Regions from separate parts of the Mus musculus genome. Here region 1 is linked to region 2. The links are chromatin contacts, found by POLR2A ChIA-PET in ENCODE. All regions are on one chromosome and are shown on one strand. Each heading gives the region's core, a stretch centred on a gene start or an enhancer-like site at or near the end of the contact. The rest is flanking DNA. Distances are from core to core; before and after follow the strand shown. Region 1 holds the start of Cfap44 (cilia and flagella associated protein 44). Region 2 holds the start of Naa50 (N(alpha)-acetyltransferase 50, NatE catalytic subunit).

Region 1 (7,839 bases), core at 4,842-7,341, 260 kb after region 2:
ACCATGTCTGCCTGTACGCTGCCATGCTTCCTGCCATGATGATAATGGGCTGAACCTCTGAAGCTGTAAGCCAGCCCCAATTAAATGTTTGCATTGGTAAGTATTGCCTTGGTCATGGTATCCCTTCACAGCAATGAAACCCTGACTAAGAGACTGAATTTTTCTGAGATAAAACCATTTTGGTATTCCTGCTTTCTCTGTGAATGTGTTTTTTTTTTTTTTTTTCCATGTGTGTATGCATGGCATTGGTGTAAGGGTGTTCTTGTGTGTGTGAACTTGCCTGTGTGTGCAGGTGCAAGTGCACAAGTGCATGTTTGTGGGAAGGCCCAGAGGTTGGAGTTGGATGTCTTTCTCCATAACTCTTCATCATAGATACTGATGCTGAGCTTGGAGCTCGCCACTTCAGCCAGTCCAGCAAACCAGTTTGCCCCTGGGTTCCCTTGTTTTCATCTCCTGCACACTGAGATTACAGGTGAGCCAACATGTTGCCTGACCACTATGTGGGTGCTGGGGATATACATTCCATTCCTCATGCTTGCATGCTAAATGCTTCACCCACTTAGCCATCTCCCAGACCCCTGAATGGAAAATTTGTATAAAATGTTTGATCTTATCTACCCATCCCTACCTCCCTCTAACTCTTCCTAGTGCCTTTCTTCCTGTCTCCCTCTCTGCTTCCATGTTTATTTTGTCATTGTTACTAACCTTACTCCAAATAATGCTGCCCACATACACGTGGATGTGGGACCGCCCACTGGGGCATGAGCAATTTACCAATAGCCAAGTTCCCCAAAGAAGAGTTAGCCTCCTTTCCTGAGGAACAGCAGCTGTCCATAGCTCCTCCTCAGGGGCCTCTTCCCTGTCTCTGCTGCTATTTTGTCAACTTTGTTCTTGTACAGGTAACCACAGCTACTTTGTACAATGTACAACACAGATGACATATACAACAGCCATGTGATGTCTAGAAGACAACATGTCATGACTTTCCTTCTCACCTGATACTCTTTCTGCCCCTCTGTGATGTTCCCTGAACCTTGGATGATGGTGGTGTGTGTTTCATCTGCAGCTGAGCACTTAACACTTCAATACTAGCCTTCAGCAGCATGGCCTCACCATCTAGCTATGATTGACAAACAATGGCATGGTGGTTTGCTGTGGATTTTTGGGGGGTGGGGTCTTCTGTCATCTCCCTGACCAATATCTTATAGAGATTATCCTGTGCTAGCATTGAGATTTACATTAAAAAATCATTGTCTTGCCGGGCGTGGTGGCGCATGCCTTTAATCCCAGCACTCAGGAGGCAGAGGCAGGCGGATTTCTGAGTTCGAGGCCAGCCTGGTCTATAAAGTGAGTTCCAGGACAGCCAGAGCTATACAGAGAAACCCTGTCTCAAAAACAAAACAAAACAAAACAAAAACAAAAACAAAAACAAAAAAATCAGTGTCTTCTGGGAACAGGCATAAGTTTTTTTCAACTTCCCCTCTAGCCACCACCCAACAGAGGTAGTAGAAAAGAAAGGCTAATAGGATATGGGGGGAGTAGACCTGTTTAGAAATGTTCATTGGGGGCTGGCGAGATGGCTCAGTGGTTAAGAGCGCCGACTGCTCTTCTGAAGGTCCCGAGCTCAAATCCCAGCAACCACATGGTGGCTCACAACCATCCATAACGAAATCTGATGCCCTCTTCTGGAGTGTCTGAAGACAGCTACAGTGTACTTACATATAATAAATAAATAAATCTTTAAAAAAAAAAAAAGAAATGTTCATTGGGGCAATTCAGTCTTCACCGTTCTCAGTCCAATCTACCAGCAAACACCCAATATGAATCAGCAACTACAGACCAGTCAACTTGGCAGACACCACACAGGAATCAGCAAGTGCAGTTCAATCCAGAAGAAACCCTCGACAAGGACGACCAACTGTAGCAGTGAATAGTTAATCTGCTCTGAGCTCCCCTGGTTGACCGTACTGGAAGTTCTCTGGATTTGCAAACGAAAGGACACACAACCTTTATATTTTGATATCCCTTAACTAGGTCAATGGATGGGCTAACCTCACTGTGGCTAATACACATTACCTTCCAGTATTCCTGAGTTAACACTTTCTAAATCTACATTTTATCTTTCCTGCCCTGTTTCCTTCTGGGCAGCCCTCCTACAAGGCCACTTTCCCCTTTACCTACATTTTGGCCATCTTATCCTCCTTCATGACGTGGTCTGTCCTATGCCCTCCTCATGGCAGAATCCCCTATTCTCCCCTCTTTGTTTCTTGCCCAGAAATTCTAAAAGTCCCGTCTTTTTCACCCTGCCTAGCCACTGGGCTCTGGCTCCTTATTGGTCAATCAAAAAGCAATTGAGGACAGGGACCCTCAGTGTCTAGACACATAGATTCCCGTGTGATTTGGGGAGCCAAATTAAGGCAAAGCATTACAACCAATCCCCAACACCAGCCCAAGTCTGCAGAAGCAGCAAGAAGCCACGGGTACCTCATGAAAAGTTGTTTGCTGAGTTTCTCTCTATGAAGTCACCACAGGTGAAGCTCAGCGATGCAGTGTAAGACGAACCAATGCATGCATGTCCTCAGCGAAGACTAGCGGGGCCGATGCAAATCAGTGCTCAAGCTCCTACTGTCCATGGGGATATATGTGTGTGTGTGTATGTATTTATGTATATATTCCTTCTAAAGCGTCACATGTGCTTTCATGTGTCTGCTTTAGCAAGACATCCTTTCACCTGTGTGCCCCAACAAAACATCACTTGACATAACCGACTTTCCAAAGAAACTTGAAGTTTCCACTTAAGCACATGTTTTTATGTTTTCCTAATCTTTAATTTTGGCCCCGTCCTCCAACATATACCTTTTAGGTCTTGAAAGTCATTATTTTCAATCTGAATATTTTATTTTTTCCCTCTTAATGCTGTTGTTGCATGCACGGGTGTGCATGTTCTGAATGTTCTACACACACACACACACACACACACACACACACACACACACACACACACACACGAATGGAGGAGAGACTGATTTAACAAGTTAAATCACAAAAAATTGAATTCTGTCAATATTTTAGACCTCTGCTTTTATCTAATCCACTGAGCTGGACTTATATATAAGACCTGGCTTAGAACAGAGCTGATCTCTGGAGTTAGCCGCTTCTTTTCTGTACTTTCCTATATGCTTTGAGGACAATTCTTTCTATGCATATAGATCCTCCCTTGATGTTTTCTGTGTCCCAACTAGTACTTCTATTTATTAGGACAAAAATGCAGAAATAAAACTGTCCAAATGTGGTGCCCTGCCTTAGGCATGTGGTCAAGAACCCAGTCTGCTAGACCCTCCACGGTTTTAGCCTTCATGGCTCATTGTCTCCTGGTTGCGGTCCAGTGCATACAGCTCTAAAGGTCTCACCCACACTGGAAATAGAGTATTGTCAGCAGTGCCTATTTCCTTTCCATTCGTGAAGAAAAACCTTCTCTAGAAGTCTCCAAACTGTAAGGAACTTGGGGGTGGGGTGTGGGTGGTTTAGTAAAACTAGAATCCTAGAAACGAGGACAAAGGAGAATGAACTGAGCTCTCAATTAGCTAGATTATGACTAGGAGAGTCAATGAGTCACTGATGGGAAACGTTCCTGCATGGATGCAAGCGAGGCTTCCTGGGCAGCTGAGCATGATGGGATATGAGCTTGAAGAAGGCACACGGCTGAGGGGTGTGCGCCCTCTAGGGTCAGACCTTGTGAACTGCTACATGTGGAATTGCAGTTGGCTCCGTGGCTTCATGTTCTATAAACTTTGGATATAAATTGGAGACTCCTGGGTAACTGGGGAAATTTCTTGCTCAATGGGGTAGGGAAGAAATGTCTGACCTCAGAGCATTATCTCTGGGTCAAAGGGGAAGATAACGGAGAATAATATTTGCTCTTAACTAGAGGCCACGAAGTTAAATGTCTTATCAAAAGATGTCCAAAACGGGCAATGGTGGCGCATGCCTTTAATCCCAGCTCTTGGGAGGCAGAGGCAGGTGGATTTCTGAGTTCAAGGCCAGCCTGGTCTACAGAGTGAGTTCCAGGACAGCAAGGGCTACACAGAGAAACCCTGCCTTGGAAACAAACAAGCAAACAAACAAACAATAAAATAAAATAAAATAAAAATCACCCTGTTCAGAACCCTGATACTTTTTCCTCGTGAATTAATAGTTATTCATATACCTCCTCAGCCTTAGTGTTGAAATTAATATTGTCTATTTGAAAACTGTATCTGGCTTGTAAAATTACGTGGGCCACCTCTACCTTTTAAATGCTGTAGTTACCATACAATGTATGTACAGTGAAATGCTTAGACCTTAATTTACCAGTCAATTTTAGGATGCATATAAAGTACCAATCCCTCTGACCTTGTATGTCCATCTCTGTCAGCCCTACCACCTGTACACCAGCAGGAAACACTATACATGTGGTTCCTGTCCCCAAAGATTATTTTGGAATTTCATATAAATGGAGTCATTCAGAAAATACAGTAATGCCCGAAATTAACCTGTAAGCCCCACCTGCCCAAGGACCAGGTAACTTCCTGGAATGCTGGGAGTTGTGGTTCTTGGAATATAATAAAAACCTCATGACACAGTACTGTGGCCTATGGGGTTGTCCTATAAACCCCTGCAATAGATGTCTCAGAGCCACTCAGCTGGGAAGTTCCAGGGAGTGGTCCTGACCAAAGTCCATCTCTTGGTCAGTATTTAATATTTAATAAAGCTTGCTTCAAGTTTGGCCTAAAATGGTGCAATTGGTTTTTTCCTGTTAAATCTCAGGATTAACAACAGTATCTTTATTTTGGCTTCTCACATTCAACATGATTTTGAGATTGACCCACGTTATGTGTGTCAATTGATAAACCTTTGTATTCTGTATTAGTATTTGATTGTATGACTGTGCCATAATTTTGTACTTAAGTGTCCCGATACCAAATGCCTGGACTTGTTTCCAACTTTAACCTGTTACAAATAAACATACTATGAAGGAGATTAAATATTTCATTTGTCTTAGATGCAAAACTAGAGATGAATTACTGCCTTACATAAGAATGCATGATTAAATTTCAAGAAATTAAGTGGTTTTCTGACATCCCATTTATACTCTCACTAGTCACACATACCTTCTCTTGTTACTACTAATCCTATCTAGTATTTGGTCAGTCTTTTTTTTCTTTCTCGGTGGCTGAGTTGTTGCATCTTAATTTGTATTTCATCCCTGATAGTGATGCCTTACCTATTTGGTCTGTTCATTGGTATTTGTATGCCTTCTTTCATAAAGTAGCTTCAAAACTTTTTGTTCAGTTTTTGTTGGGTTATTTGCCTTTTTATTAAAGGCATGAGCCGGGCGATGGTGGTGCACGCCTTTAATCCCATTACTTGGGAGGCAGAGGCAGGCGAATTTCTGAGTTCGAGGCCAGCCTGGTCTACAGAGTGAGTCCCAGGACAGCAAGGGCTACACAGAGAAACCCTGCCTTGAAAAACAAAAACAAAAACAAAAACAAAAACAACAAAACAAAACAGGAATGAGCTCGTCATATATTTTATATACAAGTCCTTTGTCCAATACATACCTTGCAGATTAAAAACAAAAACCCAAAATTAATCCTCTTGCTGCTGCCCACCTCCTACAGCAAGAATTCACAACACAACCCTTATTTACTTTTTAAAAAACACAGGTAAGCTTTAGAAAATACTCGTCTTCGATGTTGATGTATCTGGAAGCTGCCTTCTGCAGCCAAGACCACACCATTTTAAGTTTTGTTTTTAATTGGCAAATAATTGCCTTAGGACCCTTTGGCCGGTTTGGAAAGTTGGGCAAGTACCCAAATACTCTGTCATCTGGTTCATAAATTGTTGGAATGCTGGGCTTCTGTTTCCTGAGGGTGGGGGGTGTCGCAGTAGCTTCTTCCCCAGGGCACACGGACGACTCTGTGGCAACACCTCAGTTTAGGCAAAAACCTTGGGGGATGCTGCGCATGCGCCTAATAGCCTGCTGTTCCCCTCCCCCAACATCACTACCAGCAGGCGGAGGGACGTTGCTATGGCAACCGCAGTAAACGGAGTCCTTGGGCGGGTGTGACTAGAAACCAGCTGCTGTAGCGAACACCTCCGGTAAGTGGGCTCTTAGCCTGGGCCGGGCTGTCCCCATAAGTCTCCCTTAAATCTGGTAGCGACTCAGAGAGCAGTGAACTCCACCTTCTAGGTGGAACTAGTATGGTCCAATTTCTCTGGAACACTTCCCCGGTCCTCCTGTGGTAATTCAACGCAAACATCAGAAGCAACCAGTGCGGGTTAGACATGCACAGCTCCAGCCTGCAGGGAACTGGTGATGCAGGTTAAGAAGCAACCAGGTAGCCAGAGAAGTTAGGTCACCACAGAGGGAAGAAGAAAGCCTGCTGGAAATGTGCCTGGGTCAACAAAGCCACCCCTGCCCACCCTTAGCTGTGAGCCTTCTCAGTGGGCCCTTCTACACTATTTTCCTTATCTGGGGGGGGGGGGGGAATGGCTGTGTTTGCCTCCTAGGGTTCTTGTTAAGATTTAAATGCAGGCCAAGTGTCTCAGGAGTGCAGCTGAACGCTGGTAATAGGCAAAGGCGGTAGGGAGCGAGTGTACAGGGTATTCGTTAGTCATGAGTAGTCTTACTTGCCTGCTTAGTAAGACACCAGAGAAAAGGGGCCAAAGGGGAGTAGGAACAGAGTGGGTGTGAGATGCAGCAGCGATCTGCAACCTCACCACGAAGGGCTTTTGCACCGTGATGAGGGTTTGTATTGCATTCTTCTGTGATGGCAACAGAGTCAGTCACTCGATGACGAAGCTGTAACATAGTGGTGCTCTGGTAGCTCTCTCAGGAATACAAAGGGCAAGGCAGAAAACAGATTAAAAGATTGGCAAGGTGGCTCGATGGGTTAAGGCACTCGCCACCAAGCCGGACAACCTGAGTCCCATCCCTGTCACCTGCATGGCGGAAGGAAAGAATGTCCACAAATTTGTCTTGTGACCTCCACACATGTACCCACCTACCCACAAAGAAGATATAAATAAATGTAACGAAAAGCTGAAAATTTAAAGGTTTTGTTTACTCTTGTTTTATGTGTACGAGTCTTTGTCTGAATGTATATCCGTGTACCACATGTGTGCAGTGCTCACAGAGGCTATAAGAAAGTATTGACTGCTCTAGGACTGGAGTAAAGATGGTTTTGAGCTGCCACAGGAGTGCTGGAAACTTGACCCTGGTACTCTGGAATAACAGCCAGTGCTCTTAACTGCTGGGGTATCTCTCCTCTCCAGCTCCCATGAAAAGAAAATTTAAAGATAAAATGGATTAGAGAAACAGAGTAGGAGCAGAGGGTATCTGCAGTGACAGGGACAGTGAGCCTGGTACTTAAAGAGGTGAGGACAAGGGTGAAAGCATAAGTCTTCATAGCTGGCCATTTGGCAACGCGTCTTGGAAATAGATTGCATGAGGTGGGTGATAGGGAAGGACGAAATATCTAACTGCTCTTCTTTCTCACTTGCAAAATTGTGATATTAGCATCTGCCTTGTATTTTAAAAGCAAGTGAGATCATGTGTGCAGAGAATTTTAGACTTGTGTTTGCCATCAGATAAGAACCCCAACAACAAGCAAGCAAGCAAGCAAACAAGCAAGCAAGCAAGCAAGCAAGCAAGCAAGCAAGCAAAAAGACCCTACCACAAGCTATTTTTTTTCCTACCACTATATTTGACAAAGTAAATTCAAACTTGAGTTGGTTTCCAACATCAGTTACTGGTTATTAGCTTTGACCAGCTCCAGCACACTGCAGAGATTGTTT
Region 2 (7,527 bases), core at 411-2,910:
AATGTCTAGACTCGATCTTCTAGTCTTTAAACTATACACACATGGATTTGGATTAATGATGTTTTCAGCCTGATCAGTTTCCGTAAAATTACTTCCCCTTCGGGAAAACCTCGTCACTTTCCCATAAGCTAGTCTGGGTCTCCAGCCCAACAAGGCAACACCACCTTTCATCACCTTCCCAACCAACCGAGACTGTCGCATTACCAACACCCTGTTCTGAGGAGAGTACAACCACCTTCTCTCCGAAAAAAAAGGTGTAAGGCCCGCTCTTACCCTTCCAGTCTCATCTGAAGACTCCCTGAACCTCTGCAAGGATGTCGGCAAACCCTTAGGATCACTGAGAACGCACATTTGTGGGGAAAGCCCTTCAGTGTGACTCTGCAGTGAGGGCCATCTCAGTGACATCCCCTCCCAAGCCTGTCTCACCGGAGACGCCTCTGCCTCCCGGGGTTTTCCTACCATCCGGATCACCCGGGCCATGGCCTTTCCCAAGGAAGGAGTTTAGGGGAATGGGATCCGTCGGTTGTTGCAGACCCCCAAGAAATAGCTAACACAATCCTACCACCTGAATCAGCCCCAAAGGCTCCAAATAGGGAACCATAATGGCCGTACTCGCTCTCAACCCAGGGAAAAGGTGGGCATCATAATCCCTAGTCAATGGACCACGGTGATGGTGAAGGGCCAGGGGTCTAGCAGAAATGAGCTCCTCGCCCGTGCAGGAGGACAACGGAAAGGGAGCCCCAAGCATCCGCAGGCCGCGATTCACACACCCTATCTGCTCTCACCCTGTCAATCGTCCCCACCAGCCACGAGTTACCTGTCGCACCTCACCTGCCCGGGCTCGAAATGCAGAAAGTGTACCTAGACGGGACCCAGAGGCTCTGTCACTGAGAGAGGGGAAGTCTTCAGCTGCAGGAGGCGGGCCAGTCCTAGCTAGTCATGTGTCCTCAAGCCCCACCCCGCTTCCCCTCGCCCGTCACGCCGCGTCTCGCAGGCTTAAATCTTTGCGGACCGCCTTGGATGTGAATGGTTCCGCGACTTCAGAAAAGCGTTAGTTTCTTTTTCTTTTCTTTTTCTTTTTTTTTTTACAATGACGGGGGTTACAGAAACTACAGTACAGAAGACGAGGATGGCAAGGGTTAAAGTGCATTGCTAAGGAAGTGACGCTAAGTCACGCTCTAGGGACCGGAAATGGCCATGAGTCCCGCCTCTAAGGCCCCAGTAAAATCCTGGGCTGGAAGACGTTAAGCCTATCACGTGATTTAAAAAAAAAAAAACCCTGTGAGGTTTGCCTGCTGGAGGATCGCCAAGTTATCCGGACCCATCACTACCTTTTGAATTTAAAACACATTTACTGCAAGTTCCCATGGGCTTTCTTACATTGAGAAGAATCCGTTTTACAAAACCCTATTAGTCGGCCAGAGGGTTTGAAGGTCACTGGAGGGCTAGAAAGGAATCGGGGTGGGGGGCGGGAAAGGCTGATCCTGCTGGCTTGAAAGCGAGAGAAGGGTGGAAAGATCCGGATTTTGCCGCCGGAGCCTACCAAGCCAGATCCCCTAGAGAGTGTCGCAAAGGGTGGGAGGAGCTAGCGGGCCGTAGGCCCGGCCCCTGGAGAGCGGGGGGCGGGGAATCCTGGCGGCGCGGAGCACTGCGCCTGCGCGCGACGCGGCGGCCGCGCCGGCGCGTTGAGGGGCGGGGTGAAAGGTCACAGCGCGGCGGCGGGTCTGGCTGGCGGCAGCTGCGGGCGGGAGCCGAGTGTCCCGAGTGCACGTGTGGAGGAGCGGCGGCGGCGGCAGCGCGGCGGCAGATTTCCCCGCGTCTCCCGGAGCCTCAGGGCCTGGCTTGGCTTCTCAGCCAAAAGACCGGCGTGTGGGGTTGAGTGGTCTGAGCTCAGGGCGCGGGCGGAGAGCTCCGGGCGACGAGGACGACGGCGTTGGCGGCGGCTGTAACGACGGCCTCAGCAGACGGGGAAGATGAAAGGGTGAGGAAGGGCAGCTGGCGGGGGTGTGGGGGGGACCCCGGCGGCCGGGGCCCAGGAGAGGGGCGTGGGTCGATGGACAGGGAGAGCGCTGCGGGGAAGAGACGCGCGCGAAGCCCGGGCGGAGGGTCATGGCCGGGCTTCCCCGGTCCCGCGGCTCCCGGAGGGGGGCGGAGGCTAGGCCGGCTGTTGGCGGGCTGAAGGGCCGACGGAGGCAAGGGCGCGAGTCCACGGTTTCACGTGTGTGCACCGCCTGAGATCACGGGGAGGAGGAATGAGGCGCCCGGGGGCCTCTTCCCGGGAGCGCACCACCGAGCCACCTGAAGGTGCTCCTCCAGATCCGGGAACGGCGCTGTGGCCGCGGGCTTTGACACGTTGCGGGTTTTCTTAAGACTTGTGGGCCGTGCAGAACCTTCTGGAGGGAAAAGGAATTGGAATAAAGAGCACGGGGGATGAGTGCTAGGAGCTAGTGACTCAACGGACTTGGGTTGGGTCAGAGCGAGTGGAGGAAGGCGGGCGGTCGGGAGGGGAGGGGGAATAAACTGGAGCGGTGTAGACTTTGGGGTGCCAAAATGTTTAAGGAAGTAGCCATGGATCAGTAGGTGGAGCTATTGCTTCAGTGGTGTGTGTGTGTGTGTGTGTGTGTGTGTTGCCCCCCCCCTCCAGTGCAAGGAGGAGAGCTGCTGCTTTTGCTCTTCGTTAGCAAAGTTGAGGTTTAATCTTGCAAATCTTCCGTAACATTAGAAGTTATTTTGGTTTAACTGTTCCCGTTTGATAGGAAGTATTTCCTTTCCATTGATTTATATACTGTTACAGTATTTAGCGTCGCGAGTTTTGGAGGTTGCCTTTACTTACAGTCATTAGAAGAAAAAAAAAGAAAGCTTAAACATATTAAACGGTCTTTTCTTTCTAAGTCAGCTGAAAATTATAACTACAGTTTCAGTTAGTTGTTTATTCAACATCGTTTTATGGAGAGCGAAGTAAGTCGTTTCTCCAAACAAGCTTGTTCTGTGTAAAATGAAGGTCCCATACCTCTGAAATGATTCTGAGAAAGTTTTGATTTTAAATCTAAATAGAAAACATTTTTTCTAAACTCTGGTTTGCTTTAAATGTTAGTTTTTCATTCGGTGTTTTTTGGGTTTTATTTTTGGCATTTTTGGGGGGATGTTTGCTCCACCTGAGCCATGATCCAGGATGCTTGGTAATTTTTAAAAATATGATCCAGTTATTTTTAGGAAGTTTTATTTTTCTAGTAGAGTACGACTTTGATGCTGTCATTTTTTTCTACTCATTGCTACACACTCAGAACATACTTGTCATGTTCTGTTATAGTAAAAGCAATGAAGATAACAAGACTAAGAAATTATTCTGGATGTTTAGGTTAAAAATATTGGGTCTAGTTCAATTTCAAGTGTAGGATTAGTCTTTCTGATACTTGACAATAGAAATGGAACCACACCGTGGTGCTGTTGGCAGTCTATTGGAACTTTTATCTAGTATACTCTTGAAGCAATTCTACTTTATTAACTAACTGGAGTTCTTGGAATTGAAGCAAAGTATTCGGTGCTCTGCAAGTACTCTGCCACTGAGCTACGTCCCCAGCACTTTATTTTGAGGTAGAGTCTCACTAAGTTGCTCAGGCTGACGCTGAACTTGGCAACAATCTTCTTGCCTCCCTCAGCCCTTTGAGTTGCTAGTATTACGGGCTTGAGCCACCAGCACCAGCTGGCTCTTTGTATTTAAATAGATATTTAAGTGTAACACGATGGAGGCAGATGCCTAGAAATGCGTTACTGGGCAAACTTGGAATTGTTGAATCCATATTTTAGGCCAGTAGTTAGGCTCAAAATTAAGACTCCTTAAGTAAATTGTTTTATTTTTTTAGGGTTGAGGGCTTAGAATTGGGTTCTGGACTAAACAACTTTTAAGATGATTTCACAGGTATATTTGATTTTTCCCTAACTAACTCCCAATAAGCACGGGACTTAAAATTTTCCTTTCCTTCCTTTTAAGATACTAAAATGAGATCAGGGTATAGTGCAGTTTTACTTTGTTGTTTTGTTTTATTAAGATGTTAATGTCCTTGAGATACAGAACTTGTATAAATGTCTTCTGTATTCAGTCTCCAGACTCTTCATTGGAAAGACTCTATTCCATGAATTTTCTTTGAAGTTTTATTTGCTAAAGTTTTATTGTATATTGAGCTTACCAAACATAGTTAAATAGATGAATCTGAAGTTTAGAAAACTGAAACACCCCCTCCTATGATTTAAATTTTGGGCATTGAAACTTTTTAAGCTTACTTTTAAAAATGTTTTTATTTCATATTTTTTACTTTAGTATTCTTATTAGTAATAGCAACAGGATATCCAGTTGTAAATCATGTATTTTCCTTATCTCCATAGTAGATAATTTTGCAATTAATAACTACTGTATTTTTATGTGCATATCTAGAAAAACGAGAACTACATTATTAGACTATTTGCTCTTTCCAGTGAGGTCTTTTTTTTTTTTTTTATGGACCAAAGACTTGGCTTGAATTTGTGGTTGGTAAGCTGATTTCTTCCCCCCCCCCCCCCCCCCCCCCCCCCGGCAGGGTTTCTCTGTGTAGCCCTGGCTGTCCTGGAACTCACTCTGTAGACCAGGCTAGCCTCAAACTCAGAAATCCACCTGCCTCTGCCTCCCAAATGCTGGGATTAAAGGCGTACGCCACCAAAGCCTAGCTGATTACTTTTTATCTGTTACTCCTCTCTGGGGGTGATGATATTCAGTATGCCACAGACAGCAATGACTGGCCCTGTAATTCGTTGTCAGTGTTATAGAAAATACAACTAAATGCACTTATCCTTCAATTATAATAAAGAGGTACAAATTAGTTTTAATAAAAATGCCTTTAAATAAAATATGAATGCTAAGTGGACCAAAGTAAAGATGAAAAGGTAGGTAGGAATAATATAAATACAGAGCAAAATAAAATGCTGTTGAAACTTGGCCAACTGGGGAACATAAGATTCTATAGTTATAAATGAAGCTTTGTTGATAAATACAAAATAGTCGTTATGTATACTGGGAACAAGCCCAGGAAGTCTTCTGTGTCTTTATCTAGGTGTTTGTTACATAGAAAATAGAGAACAACATTTGTATCTGTGTCTCTTCTCAATCAGGGTGGGGCCCCAAACCTTCAGATCCATCCTTTGCCCTTACTGTTTGCTACTGAGCCTGGATACAAAGTATATCTTGTATACCATTAAAACTTTTTGAAGAAACTGAATAGCAGCAGGTCATATTTTGCTTTTTGTGTAAACCAGAAATTTGTTGTCTGTTGATTGAGATAGCAATCTATTTTTTTTTCCCTCCCTGATATGCGGTTTCTCTGTGTAGCCTTGGCTGTCCTGGAACTCACTCTGTAGACTAGGCTGGCCTTGAACTCAGAAATCTACCTGCTCCTGCCTCCCAAGTGCTGAGATTATTAAAAGTGTGTGCCACCACTGCCCAGCCAGATAACCAAATTTTAGCAAATACCTTATGATGCCTCCTTTGCTGTGTTGAGAGTTTTGAAATATACAATCATGATTTTTTTTAAGTGTATCTTCTAATTGAAGAGGTATCCACTTTGGTGAGTGCGGGGTTGTTACTATAGTGATTTCTTCTTTCCTAAAATGGTGGACAACTTTTAATAAAGCTGCAGCTAATCAATCAATGAATAAATGAATAGGGGTTTCTGTGAGTATCAGTATGAAATTCAGTTGGTAATATGCTTGCCTAGCAAGCATTAAACCCCAACACTGAATAACTGGATATGGTGGTGCACACTGTATTCCCTCCCAGCACATAGAGATCAAAGTATCAAGTTCAAGGTTACATAGTAAATTTAATGCCAGCTTGGAATACATGGGGCACTGTGAGAAAAAGACATTTTCCCTACATGCAAAAATCATCCAAGAGGCTATGGGGTTTTTTTTTCTGCTTTATCATAATTTGCATAGTTCTTATTACAATTTGTAGCCAAGTTTTGGATTATTACAACCTAACTTTTGTCAGTTAAAATCTTATTTTATGAAGCATTGTTTTCCAAAGTCATTGCCTTTGTCAGAACAAACTAATTATTACCTGTCTTAAATTTTACTTTGCTGCTTTATCCTGTAGAAATCTTGATTCTTTTTTTTTTAAATGTAAGTACACTGTAGCTGTCTTCAGACACTCCAGAAGAGGGCATCAGATTTTGTTACGGATGGTTGTGAGCCACCATGTGGTTGCTGGGATTTGAACTCAGGACCTTTGGAAGAGCAGTCAGTGTTCTTATCCGCTGAGCCATCTCTCCAGCTCGAAATCTTGATTCTTGTCCTCCAGGTGTAAAGTATAGCTTTCAACTTAATGGGTTTTGAGGAGGCATCTCTTCAGTTATTCAAATAATTTTTCTTTATCTTTGTTTTAAACCTAGCCTGCAGTACCCAGTATAATACTGCTAGAAGCCTGTAGAACAGTTTTCATTTTAAAAATGGATTGTAGTTTAAAGCTGCAGAATTGTGACTTGGTAGTACTATCACCCAGCCTCCTCCCCCCCCCCCCCCCCCCCCCCCCCCCCCCCGGCTAATTAGTGTTTATCGCCACTGCTGTTCACCCAGCACTTGGGAGGCAGAGGCAGGCGGATCTGTGGATTTTTTTTTTTCAGGACAGCCCAGGCTACACAGTGAAGCCCTGTTTCAATGAACAAACAAAACCCAAACAGATCTCAGTATCTAGCTTACTAGCAGAGTGCTAGTCTTCTCTGGTACAATGATGGAATGCCAGGCACAGTTGGTCATGAGCAGTAAGTACTCTTGTACACCTAAGTAAAATTTAAAGTTGAGTTAAATTTTTTAAAAAAGATTTTTATGTGTATGGATGTTTTGCCTGCATTTATTTCTGTATATTATGTGTGCCTGATGAGGCCAGAAGAGGATGTTGAGGCAGACGTTCTAAACAACTGTGAGCCACATGTGGGTGCCAAGAATCTAACCCAGGTCCTTTGGAAGAGTGCTCTTAACTGCTGAGCCACCGTTTAAATTAAAATTTAAATGTCGGGTTTTTGACATTTTAAAGGATTTTTGACACAAATTGGATATATAGATCAGATTTTATTAAAACTTGATATATGTAAATTTTCCCAGGAATATTAGCATCTGAATTGAAGTATGCTGTAAATAATAGAAGGGAGTTTTAAAGATTTAGTATGAGTCTGGCATGGTGGTATATACCTGTAATCCCATTACTAAGGAGATGAGAGTTAAATATGTGGGTTTATTATATTTCTTTTGGACATTACTATGCTAGGGCCTTAAAGAACAAAGCTGTGTAAAAATATGCTTTAGAATGTAATTCCCAGGTGGTAGGTATTCCTAAATGTTTCAACTTGTGGGCCACATTTAACTTGTCTGTTTATACCTCTGTATTAAAAGATTCTGAGACTGCTCCTGGGTTTTGATGATAAACTCTTGTTTCCAATTACTTCATCTACTGTGGTTGAAGAACACAGCTAGAAATGTGTGTATTTGTATTTTCTGAGCTAG

Evidence for each region. ChIA-PET counts read pairs that join two places held with the same protein, here RNA polymerase II (POLR2A).
Region 1: POLR2A ChIA-PET joins it to region 2 with 16 read pairs in embryonic stem cell. The contact joins the promoter of Cfap44 here to the promoter of Naa50 in region 2. POLR2A ChIA-PET finds 5 or more read pairs at or near these places in 3 of 5 experiments (Patski and embryonic stem cell).

What each region holds. Positions count from the first base shown.
Region 1 is chr16:44,388,708-44,396,546 of GRCm38, forward strand. Cfap44 (cilia and flagella associated protein 44) reads left to right here and starts at 6,092. Exons shown (of 35, transcript NM_001033247.1): 1 at 6,092-6,141.
Region 2 is chr16:44,138,131-44,145,657 of GRCm38, forward strand. Naa50 (N(alpha)-acetyltransferase 50, NatE catalytic subunit) reads left to right here and starts at 1,661. Exons shown (of 5, transcript NM_001347239.1): 1 at 1,661-1,981. The coding sequence starts at 1,974. Atp6v1a (ATPase, H+ transporting, lysosomal V1 subunit A) reads right to left here and starts at 1,129. Exons shown (of 15, transcript NM_007508.6): 1 at 832-1,129.